2 separate regions of the Homo sapiens genome follow, and region 2 is linked to region 1. The links are chromatin contacts, found by Hi-C or POLR2A ChIA-PET in ENCODE. All regions are on one chromosome and are shown on one strand. The core of a region is the stretch at or near the end of the contact, and the rest is flanking DNA. Distances in the headings are between cores, read along the strand shown. Region 1 holds the start of GABRR2 (gamma-aminobutyric acid type A receptor subunit rho2). Region 2 holds the start of ANKRD6 (ankyrin repeat domain 6).

The links. Hi-C counts contacts between places; a loop is a spot of excess contacts on that map. ChIA-PET counts read pairs that join two places held with the same protein, here RNA polymerase II (POLR2A). Pooled maps may share reads with other maps.
Region 2: a map of K562 shows a loop between it and region 1 (4-fold over the local background). The contact joins the promoter of ANKRD6 here to the promoter of GABRR2 in region 1. A Hi-C loop is called at or near these places in 1 of 168 maps with a recorded cell type or tissue (K562), 1 of 37 single-sample maps with no recorded cell type and 5 of 50 pooled maps. POLR2A ChIA-PET finds 5 or more read pairs at or near these places in 1 of 52 experiments (OCI-LY7).

What each region holds. Positions count from the first base shown.
Region 1 is chr6:89,313,989-89,318,942 of GRCh38, reverse strand. It overlaps GABRR2 (gamma-aminobutyric acid type A receptor subunit rho2), which reads left to right and starts at 3,644. Exons shown (of 9, transcript NM_002043.5): 1 at 3,644-3,890. The coding sequence starts at 3,778.
Region 2 is chr6:89,430,632-89,435,798 of GRCh38, reverse strand. It overlaps ANKRD6 (ankyrin repeat domain 6), which reads right to left and starts at 2,647. Exons shown (of 16, transcript NM_001242809.2): 1 at 2,424-2,647. It overlaps LOC124901360 (a long non-coding RNA gene), which reads left to right. Exons shown (of 2, transcript XR_007059675.1): 1 at 1-2,382; 2 at 3,212-5,167. RefSeq lists a silencer at 2,376-2,855.

The DNA.
Region 1 (4,954 bases), core at 2,395-4,894:
TAAAGAGATCTTTCACCTCCTTGGTTAAATATATTCCTAGGTATTTTATTTTATTTTTGTAGCTATTGTAAAAGAGATTGCCTTCTTAATTTGGTCCTTGGCTAGATCTTTACTGGTGTGTGGGAACACTACTGATTTCTGTACATTAATTTTGTATTGTGAAACTTTACAAAATTCATTTATCAAATCTAAGAGGGCTTTTATGGAGTCTTTTTTAATTTTTCATCATCCTCCATGGTTGGATTTTGTGGAGTTTTTAGGGTTTTCTAGAAACAAGATCATATCATCAGCAAACACGGATAATTTGACTTTCTCTTTTCCAATTTAGAAGTTTTTTATTTCTTTCTCTTGCCTGATTGGTCTGGTGAGGACTTCCAGTACTATATTAAATAAGAGTGGTGAAAGTGGGCATCCTTGTCTTCTTCCACTTCTTAGAATGTTTTCAACTTTCCCCCATTAAGTATGATGTTGGCTGTGGGTTTGTCATATATGAGCTTTATTATGTTGAGATATCTTCCTTCTATGCCTAGTTTGTTGAGAATTTTTATGATGAAGGGAAGCTGAATTTTATCGAACACTTTCTCTGCATCTATTGAGATGACCACATAGTTTTCCTTAATTCTGTTTATGTGATGTATCATGTTTATTGACTTGTGTATGTTGAACCATCCTTGTATCCTTGGGATAAATCGTACCTCATCATGGTGTATAAACTTTTTGATGTGCTGTTGTTTTCAATTTGTGGTATTTTGTTGAGGATTTTTTGCATCTATATTCATTGGGAATATTGGTCTGTAGTTTTTTTTGTTGTTGTTGTGTCCTTGTCTGGTTTTGGTATCAGGGTGATACTGGTCCCATAGAATGAGTTAGGGAGAATTCCCTCCTCCTTGATTTTTTGGAATAGTTTCAGGAGGATTGGTTTTAGTTCTTTGTATGTTTGGTAGAATTTGTCTGTAAATCCATCTGGTCCTGGACTATTTTAGTTTTTGGGAGATTTTTTTTATTACTGATTCAATCTTGCTACTTGTTATTGGTCTGTTCAGGAGGTCTATTTCTTCCTGGTTCAATCTCAGGAGATTATGTGTTTCCAGAAATGTATTCATTTCCTCTAGGTTTTCTAGTTTGTGAGCATAAAGCTGTTCATAACAGACTCTGATGATCTTTTGTATTTCTGTGGTATCATTTGTAATGTCTCCCTTTTCATTTCTGATTGTGTTTATTTGGAGCTTCTCTCTTCTTTTCTTGGTTAGTCTAGCTAGTGGTTTGTCAATTTTCTTTATCTTTTCAAAAAAACAACTTTTTTTTTTATTGATCCTTTGTATCGTTTTATTGGTCTCTATTTCATTTAGTTCTGCTCTGATCTTTGTTATTCCTTTTATTCTGCTAACTCAGGGTTTGGTTTCTTCTGCTTTTCTCGTTCCTTGAGGTGCCATAGGAGTTTGTTAGTTTGTGATCTTTCTACTTTTTTGATATGGGCATTGAATACTGTAAATTTCTCTCTTAGCACTGCTTTTGTTATATGCCACAGGCTTTGGTATGCTGTACTTTTTTTCATTTCAAAAAGTTTTTAAATTTCTGTCTGAATTTCTTTGTTAACCTACTGATTGGTCAGGCTCTCTGCTCTTCTTGCACAAAGAACTGGGAGGGACTCTCTGGAATTTCCCTATCTAAGAAAGTTTAAATGCACTTAAGACCCCCTACCTAGGGATCTCACAAAATAACCAGGAAAAATCAACCATCTGAGAAGAGAAGAGACTGGGAGTTCTCACTGCACCCAGATAGACTTTTCATCTAGTCTTCTGAGGGCAGCTTTAAGAGATTACCTGTTGGACTTTATCTGTATAAGACAACTTTAGTTCCTGTGTAGTTCCACCCCTCACTTTCCTCCTGGGTCCATTCATCCTCCCTAATGATTTACTGTCCCTCAAAAGAATTGCCTACATCCCCCATCTCTTCCTTATGAAAAAGGGTATATAAATGTCTGTACCATGCTGGGTAATTGGGTAATCATGATGTGATTTTCCTCCATGCATGTTAATAAATCTGTATGCCTTTTCCCCTATTAATCTTCCTTTTGTCAGTTGATTTTTTGGTGATCCTCCATGGGGCAAAGGGAAAACTTTCACTTGGTCTCTACAGCTCCAGATCTATTTCTATAGTCTAGAAATAGAACTAGACTTTCTCCTGAACTCCAGGCTCATGCTCTAGCTTTTTTTTTTTTTTTTTTTTTTTTGGAGACGGAGTCATGCTCTGTCGCCCAGGCTGGAGTGCAGTGGTGTGATCTTGGCTCACTGCAGCCTCTGCCTCCCAGGTTCAAGTGATTCTCCTGCCTCAGCCTCCTGAATAGCTGGGATTAACAGGCACGTACCACCACACCTGGCTAATTTTTGTATTTTTAGTAGAAATGGGGTTTCACCACGTTGGCCAGGCTGGTCTTGAACTTCTGACCTCAGGTAATCCACCTGCCTCTGCCAAAGTGCTGGGATTACAAGTGTGAGCCACCGTAGAATTCTTGATATTATTGTTGACTTTTCTGTCTCTCACCTTCTACTCTATCTGCACAGGCACCAAATGTATGCTACCGCAGAACTAACTTGAGTATCTCACTCTTCTGTCTTCCTTTCTCTTCTTCCTTCTTCGCTTCCCTCAGAGCAGGACCTTATTCTCTTTTGTCATCATAAGTTCCCTGATTCGACTGATCCCAATTAGGAATTATTTCAAAAATAAAGTAGATCATGCCATCTCACTTTGCTTAAGGGAATCAAAGAGCTTCTTTTGATTCTGTCATTTATACATAGTAAAATCCCAATTCTGTTTCACTTACGGCTATCCCACCTCCTGATCTCTGTCCTCATCTCCCTATGTTTCTACCATGAAATTTTCCATTGCCAGGACATAGCAAGCAATGAGTAGTTTTTAAACATATTCTATTTTGTTCAGTAGGTTAGACATAACCACATGTATCTCTACAATTCTAATGTGCTTAATTCCATATCCCAGGATAGGAATAAAGCCTAATTTATGATTGATTTTATACATTTTAGGGTTAAAGGCCAAAGTTAATTTAATGCTTATGGTAGGAAGAAAAGCTTACATAATCATGAATTCTATGATTAATGTCATCCTTGAAACTAAAAATGTATTTTATGCTTTGATGTTTTCACTGGAAAAAGTTGATCTATATTTGTGAGAAAGGAAGTATCCTTGCTCATAGGCAAAGCATATTCTCTTAGCTCCATAAATAAATCAACCCTAAGGAAACAGGTCATTCATGTTTACTCAGCATTTCCTGAACACATTTATGTACCCATCTAAATGTCCACCAAGTCCTCTCTGCAAATCTACTTGGAATCCGAGCTGACCCCCTGGTGGATGGGACAGACTGGTTTTATGCAGCCAGAAGATGGACCAATAATCTCAGCACAAAGCTGGCATGTTCAAGAGATTTAATTTTTTATATAACAGCTTTAGCCAAAGCTATTCTAGGATTCAGTGGAAGCAGAATTTCATGAGGACAAACTTCTCGACTAATGGCCAATCACTAATCAGCAGGGAGGGCAAAGCCTGGTGTTTGTGTCATGGCCCGGAGTGGAGGGGGTGAGTGGGGCGTCAGTATCAAATAGTAAATCGGGACAACTAGCCTGGCCAGCCTTGCCCTCACAGCCCCTCAGAGCAGCCCGTCAGGAGGCAGCAGATGGATCAATGGTCAAGCCAGGGGGGATTTGCTCTGCCACAGGCTACTGGAAAGCAGCTTTTTGCCTCACAGATGTCCACAAAATGCCTTATTTTACAAGACTCATTTTGTTCTTGTTTTGCTTGATGGTTCTCGTGGAGAGCAGAAAACCCAAGAGGAAGCGATGGACAGGGCAGGTGGAAATGCCCAAGCCAAGGTAAAGTCATAGGTGGGAAAGGAGGGAGGTTACCCTGCATAGTAGCAGCAGCAGTGGCACAGTGGGATGGCTCCCCAGGGGGCTAAGGTCCTATTGAGATATCGCCCTATGAGAATGAGAACCCAGCTACTTCACTGAACGCAGCCTCTCCCTGGGCACACATACTCTATGTGTCACAAGCATTGAGAGCAGAACTAGACTGGGATGAGCCTTCCTTCGGATGCCTGCGTTCAGCCAAAGCATTTTGATTTGAGGCAGATATAAATAGTTGGAGACGTAGTGGGTAAAATCATTCTCTGTACAAATCACATTGTGCTGCTTTGTTTCTCAGGGTTACAACCGATGACCTGCTAAATAATTACACTCAAGTATTTTGGGGAGAACTGTATATAGGAACCTAGCCTGAACTATTAAGAAAAAAATGCATACGGGAGTTGTCTTCCTTAAATTATTTGCCAGAGAATAACTTTATAATGATATTGGGTTTCATTTTACTGTTTTGAATCTTAGAAGAGGTGTTCAGAAATTTGCTTAATTATCAGAAATATATGTGTGAACAACAGTGAATGCAATTTCATGATGTAATGGAGACATTCCCAAGAAATAATAGCCCAGGATCTGCATTCAAAATCATTACATTACAAATCTAAGTTCCTTAGGAAGTTTATTTTGAATTGACATACGAAGCATCATACTCCAGGCCTGAAGTAGACATAAGGACTGTTAGACATGGAGATAAGAAAAGAACAAGCAGCTAAGATATAAACACCATGTGTGGCATGTTACACATTTATTTTCCATTCTACTAAGCATCAGATAAACTAGTGGTTTTGAATATAAATTAATATCTTGAGGCACATTTTCTAGGTCAGTCCCCAAACATTTTTGAACATGCGCTGCTGTCAATGACAAGTTTTTGAAACTGTACCTCTAATACATGCATATTTACTTACAAATCACATACATGTGCTGTTATAAATATGTATGTTAAAGTTTAATTGATTTCTTATTTTTAGAAAAAAAAAAAAAAAACCCTGAATATAAATAAGAGTTACAGCCTCTAC
Region 2 (5,167 bases), core at 1,398-3,897, 120 kb before region 1:
CCTTCTGGATAATTTGCATTTTTAAAAAAACTTCTAAAACGCACGCACCCAAATTACTGTTTTCCCACTTCTTAGGGACTCAAGCAAAGCTTTTAAAATCACAGCCATCAATCTATGTTGGAAGAGACTGGGTCTCCCCTACACAGACAGAACACACCTTCGGGATCCGTGCCAGGGAGACAGGAGAAACTTGGAAGAAGACAGAGACTAAAAGATCCCCCGACTTTGAGACTTTCGGCTTTTTTGTGGTTTGTATCTTACCCTCAATAGCCTGCTTTTAAGTTCAATAACAATGCTCCTTGAGAAAAAAAGAAAAATAAAGAATGCTCCAGGTTATTGTGGAAATGCTTGTTGGGAAACTTCCTTTCCTCAGGGTTTTTCATATAAGCAAGGGAAAAAGTTAACACAACATCCAGAATAGTGGTTCCTTGGGTGGGAGGCGAGAAGTGAGTGGAAGGCAATGGAGAGGGGTACTCAGGGGCTCCAGGGGCCTGGCGATGTTCTAGTTCTTCAGCCGGGTGACTCGTACTTGGGTGTGATCTATTGTTATTCTTTACATTGCACTCTAAGGTTTATACTGTCTGAGTGTATGATGTATTTCACAGTGGCAGCACCAGCATCTCTATACAAGAAGGAGGCCTTGGGAGTTGGAAGTGTGCCTTGTCTCTAAGCTGAGTTGGATCGCAGGCAGTCTGCTTTTACATGGAGCATATGCTTATCTGGAAAGGCTTTGGGGAGGCTGATGAGTTTAAGTGGGAGACTAAGATTAATTTTTGGTGCCACCATGAAAAAACAAGGAGTTAATAAATTCACATTTTTAAAAATTACCATTGGTTTATACCTCCCAACACTGCGACTAGTTGTTTTCTGGTCTCTTTAATTCCTCTTCATCCCTCTTCTACCCTTCCCCCATGTCCAGTATGACCTAGAGGGCAGAAAATACTCCCCAATTTTAATTTGTATCCCTAATTTTTAAAAAATTTTTTGTTACCATATGCTAAACAAATACTAAAGATGACAAAGTGTAACATGTATCGGTATAGACACACCTACTACACTCAAGAACAAGGCTGCAGACCAGTACAGTGGCTCACACCTGTAATCCCAACACTTTGGGAGGCTGAGACAGGAGGAGTTCGAGACCAGCTTAGGCAACACAGTGAGACTCTGTCTCTAGTAAAATAAAAAAATTCAAAATTAGCCAGGTGTGGTGGTCCCAGGCTGAGGTGGGAAGATCGGTTGAGCTAAGGAGGTCAAAGCTTACAGCCTGGGCAACAGAGCGAAACTCTGTCTCAAAACAACAACAACAAAAACCCCGCCAAGGCTGCTATTGGTGTTTTGGGGATGAGAAACCCCCAATCAGTATACCATGGATGGGACCACCTTGGACCCAGGTGTGTTTGTCTTCATTGCCCAAGTTCTTTCCACTTACACTGGCCTAACAGAACCTAAGCATGAATGAATTCAACATCCAACAGGTTCGCAAAAGGTGTCTAACACACAAGAGTACAATGCCAAGCATTTCATTCCCATCACTTCACTGCATGAACACAATACTACGAGGTTATGTACAATACCTGCAGTTTAGAGTTCTAAAAACTAAGGTTTAAAGAAGTGGGTTTTCCAAAGTCACACACCTAACAAGTGGTGGAGTCAGAACTCCATCTCACGGGCCCGAAGTGGCTCTTTACTACCACGTGACCCATCTCATGCTACCTCGCGGGGGAAACATTCTTGACCAGCTTTGAGACATTCAAGTCCCTCTTGGGTCACAAATAATGCTGCACTTCCCCTCCAGTCCCCGAGATCTACCGGAAGCAACACACTTAAAAGCCCAAGATAAGCTTGGGTGAGCTGATGTCTGGACCCAAACCAGACAGCACGCCGACTCTCTGGACCCCGGGAGATGCCACTTGCTGAGGCTTCGCCGATGGGGCTCCTGAGGGGTATCGGCCCCTCTCCTGCGACTGCACCCTAGTGCTGTCGTCCAGGGCGGGGAGGGACGGGGTCATTCGGAGGCGGCCGCAGGCCAGGGACCTACCCTCCTACGCGCCGCAGACCGCGGGGTACTCGGACCCCCGCCCCCACCGCCCTTCCTTCAAACTGCAAGCGAGCAGGAGAACGAGGGACGAGCCCCAGAAGAAAGTTCTCCACCTCCCTCGCCCGAAGTTCCATATTCCAGGGAGGCAACTGATGCCAGGCGAAGAGGGAGGCGCCCCGGGGGGACCCCCTCGCGCCGGGCGTTTTCGGAGGCCGCAGGCCAGGGGGCGAGGCGCGGTGTCCGGGTCTCCTCCGCGGGCAGTCGGCGATCCTGGGGTGCCGAGGGAGCAGCGCCCCCTTCCCCCGACAGCGTCCTCCCCGACCTGAGGCGCCCACCCCGGTGTAAGCGGGGGTCCCAGGGAGCCGGCGAGGTCGCCTGGTACCTTTCTCTCCCGCGCCGGACGTCCGCGCCGCAGGGACCAAGGCCGGCGACACGGTGGGGGGCGAGGGGCGAAGACGGGGACTGGCTCCCGCTGGCTCCGGCGGCCCCAGGGCCTCGGCGCCGCCCAGCGCCGTGCCTCCAGCCGCCCGCGCGCCAGGCAGCGCTCTCGGCTCCTGCGGGTTACCTGTGGCCGAGCCCGCCGCGTCCGCCGCCGCAGGGCCCTCTGCCCCGTCCCGCCGGCCCCGCCCCACCCCTGCCGGCGGCTCCTACGCCGGTGCCGCAGCGCCTCCCAGCGGCGAGCCGGGGCACGGCAGGGACCCTCGCGAGAGAGAGGTGGCACCGCGGAGGCCCTGGGGCTGGCCCCGATCTGCAGCCCTCTCCTGGGTGGGGCCACCGCCTTCTGAAGAGTGGGAGGAAGGGGGCCTATAGTAGGGTGAGGTTTTCCGCGTGGGGGTTGCCAGGAAGTGTATTGGGAGGGGAGGAGAATTAGCAGGAGGAACCTCCCACCTTCACTCAATTCGTGGCCAAGTGGATATTTCAATATAACCATAGCTCACTTAACTGGGGCTGCTCAGTACAAACTGAACAACAATGATGAATGACCCAGATTTATTGGGGTAGCTGGAGAGGGGAAAGGAAGCCTTTATTTCTAACAGCTTGACTATAAGTATCTTGTTGGAATCATCCCATATGGAAATGGCAAAAGCATTGAGCGAGCCTGACCCCCATATTCATATCACACTTTACATACCATTATCTCAGTCTGGTTTTGTCTATTTTCATTCACAGCCACTTCTTCAATACCTAGAAGAGCTCCCTGAACACAGGAAGCATTCAATAAGCTACTGTTGAATACATGTAAGATGGATGGGATCTCATTCCACCCTTTGAAGAAGCATGGACAGGTATCTGCTCTCCAAAGGCGGAGAGATGGAAGAGGAGGCAAGCAGCACCCTAAAATGGACTATCAATCTTACCTGAGGTTTTGGGACAAGCTTATCACGAATCTGATTTTTTTTTCTTTCTTGCTTAAAATTTTTTTTTGAGACGAAGTCTCACTCTGTCACCCAGGCTGGAGTGCAATGGCACCATCTAGGCTCACTGCAACCTCCGCCTCCCAGGTTCAAGTGATTCTCCTGCCTCAGCCTCCTGAGTAGCTGGGATTACAGGTGCCCGCCACCATCCCTGGCTAATTTTTGTATTTTTAGTAGAGATGGGGTTTCACCATATTGGTCAGGCTGGTCTCGAACTCCTGACCTCGTGATCCTCCAGCCTCGGCCTCCCAAAGTGCTGGGATTACAGGCATGAGCCACTGCACCCAGCCGACTTTTCTTATTCCCTCTGAAACAGGCCTGGTTTCCAGGAGAAAAGAAACATGATGATTTCTTCCTTTTCCTTAAGATGTTTGTTTCCCTCTCTCCTTCAGGGATCATTAGGCAGGAGAGATCCCAAGAGCCTGTTTCCACACTAGGAAGGGGAAGTTCTTGATTTTCTCCTACTGCTTCTGAAATTTTCCCAACCCCATAGTCACAGCTGCAGTTTTACCTAACAGGATGTGAAATCTCTCTTCTGAGTATCCTTTGGCCTTTTCCAGACTTTTTTTTCCCCCTTAAGATGGGGCCTTGCTGTGTCACCCAGGCTGAAGTGCAGTAGCCCACTGCAGTCTTGAACTCCTGGGCTCAAGCAATCCTCCTGCCTCTGCCTCCTGAATAGTTGGGATTACAAGTGTGCACCACCATGCCCAGCTAATTTTTTTATGTTTAACACAGAGGAGGTCAAGGCTGGTCTTGAACTCCTGGGCTCAAGTAATCCTCCGGCCTCAGCCTCCCAAAGTGTTGGGATTACAGGTGTGAGCCACCGCGCCCAGCCCTTCTTCAGATTTGTGCCCCATTCCTGTTGCTCTACACCTGGAGCTGATAGAAGAACACATTTCCTTTCTCTGCTGGCTTGTAGCTCCAGGTTTCTCTCCAGGCAGGTTACTAATGAGTTCCTAGATAACCCTCAAAGTCAAAGTTTGTACACATGACCTTTCTTTTTATTTTTTGAGATGGAGTTTTGCTTTTATTGCCCAGGCTAGAGTGCAGTGGTGCAATCTCGGCTCACTGCAACCTCCACCTTCCGGTTTCAAGCAATTCTCCTGCCTCAGCCTCCCAAGTAGCTGGGATTACAGGCGCCTGCCACCACGCCCAGCTAATTTTTTTGTATTTTTAGTAGAGACGGAGTTTCACCATGTTGGTCAGGCTGATCTCGAACTGCTGACCTTGTGATCCACCTGCCTCAGCCTCCCAAAGTGCTGGGATTACAGGTGTGAGCCACCGCGCCCAGCCACATGACCTTTCAATGTGATCATTTCTCTCTTGTACTTTTCCACATTGAGTTTTCCTAGCTAGTCCCTCGAATAAACTTCCAAAGATGCAAATGCTCAGTTTCCCTGATAGGCTTTTAAAACATCACCAGAAAGTCACATTGAGATGAGATTTTAAGTTATATTTGTGGGTAGTCAGAGCAATGACCCCGAAAGAAACAGAAAGCCCAAGCCAGCCTGCAAGACATGTGAGCGCTCCTGGGAACTGACTGGTCTGCTTTTGTTCCCAGACTTTGATTAATGGGGATTCCTGGCAGGAGGTCTCATGAGAGCCAAAGCAGGCAGTGGCTGAGCTGCTTGGAGATCTTGCTTGCTTATCTCCAAGTGGGCAGACAGTCTTTGGGCGACCAACGAAGAAGACTCCTAAATCTCCCTCTTTA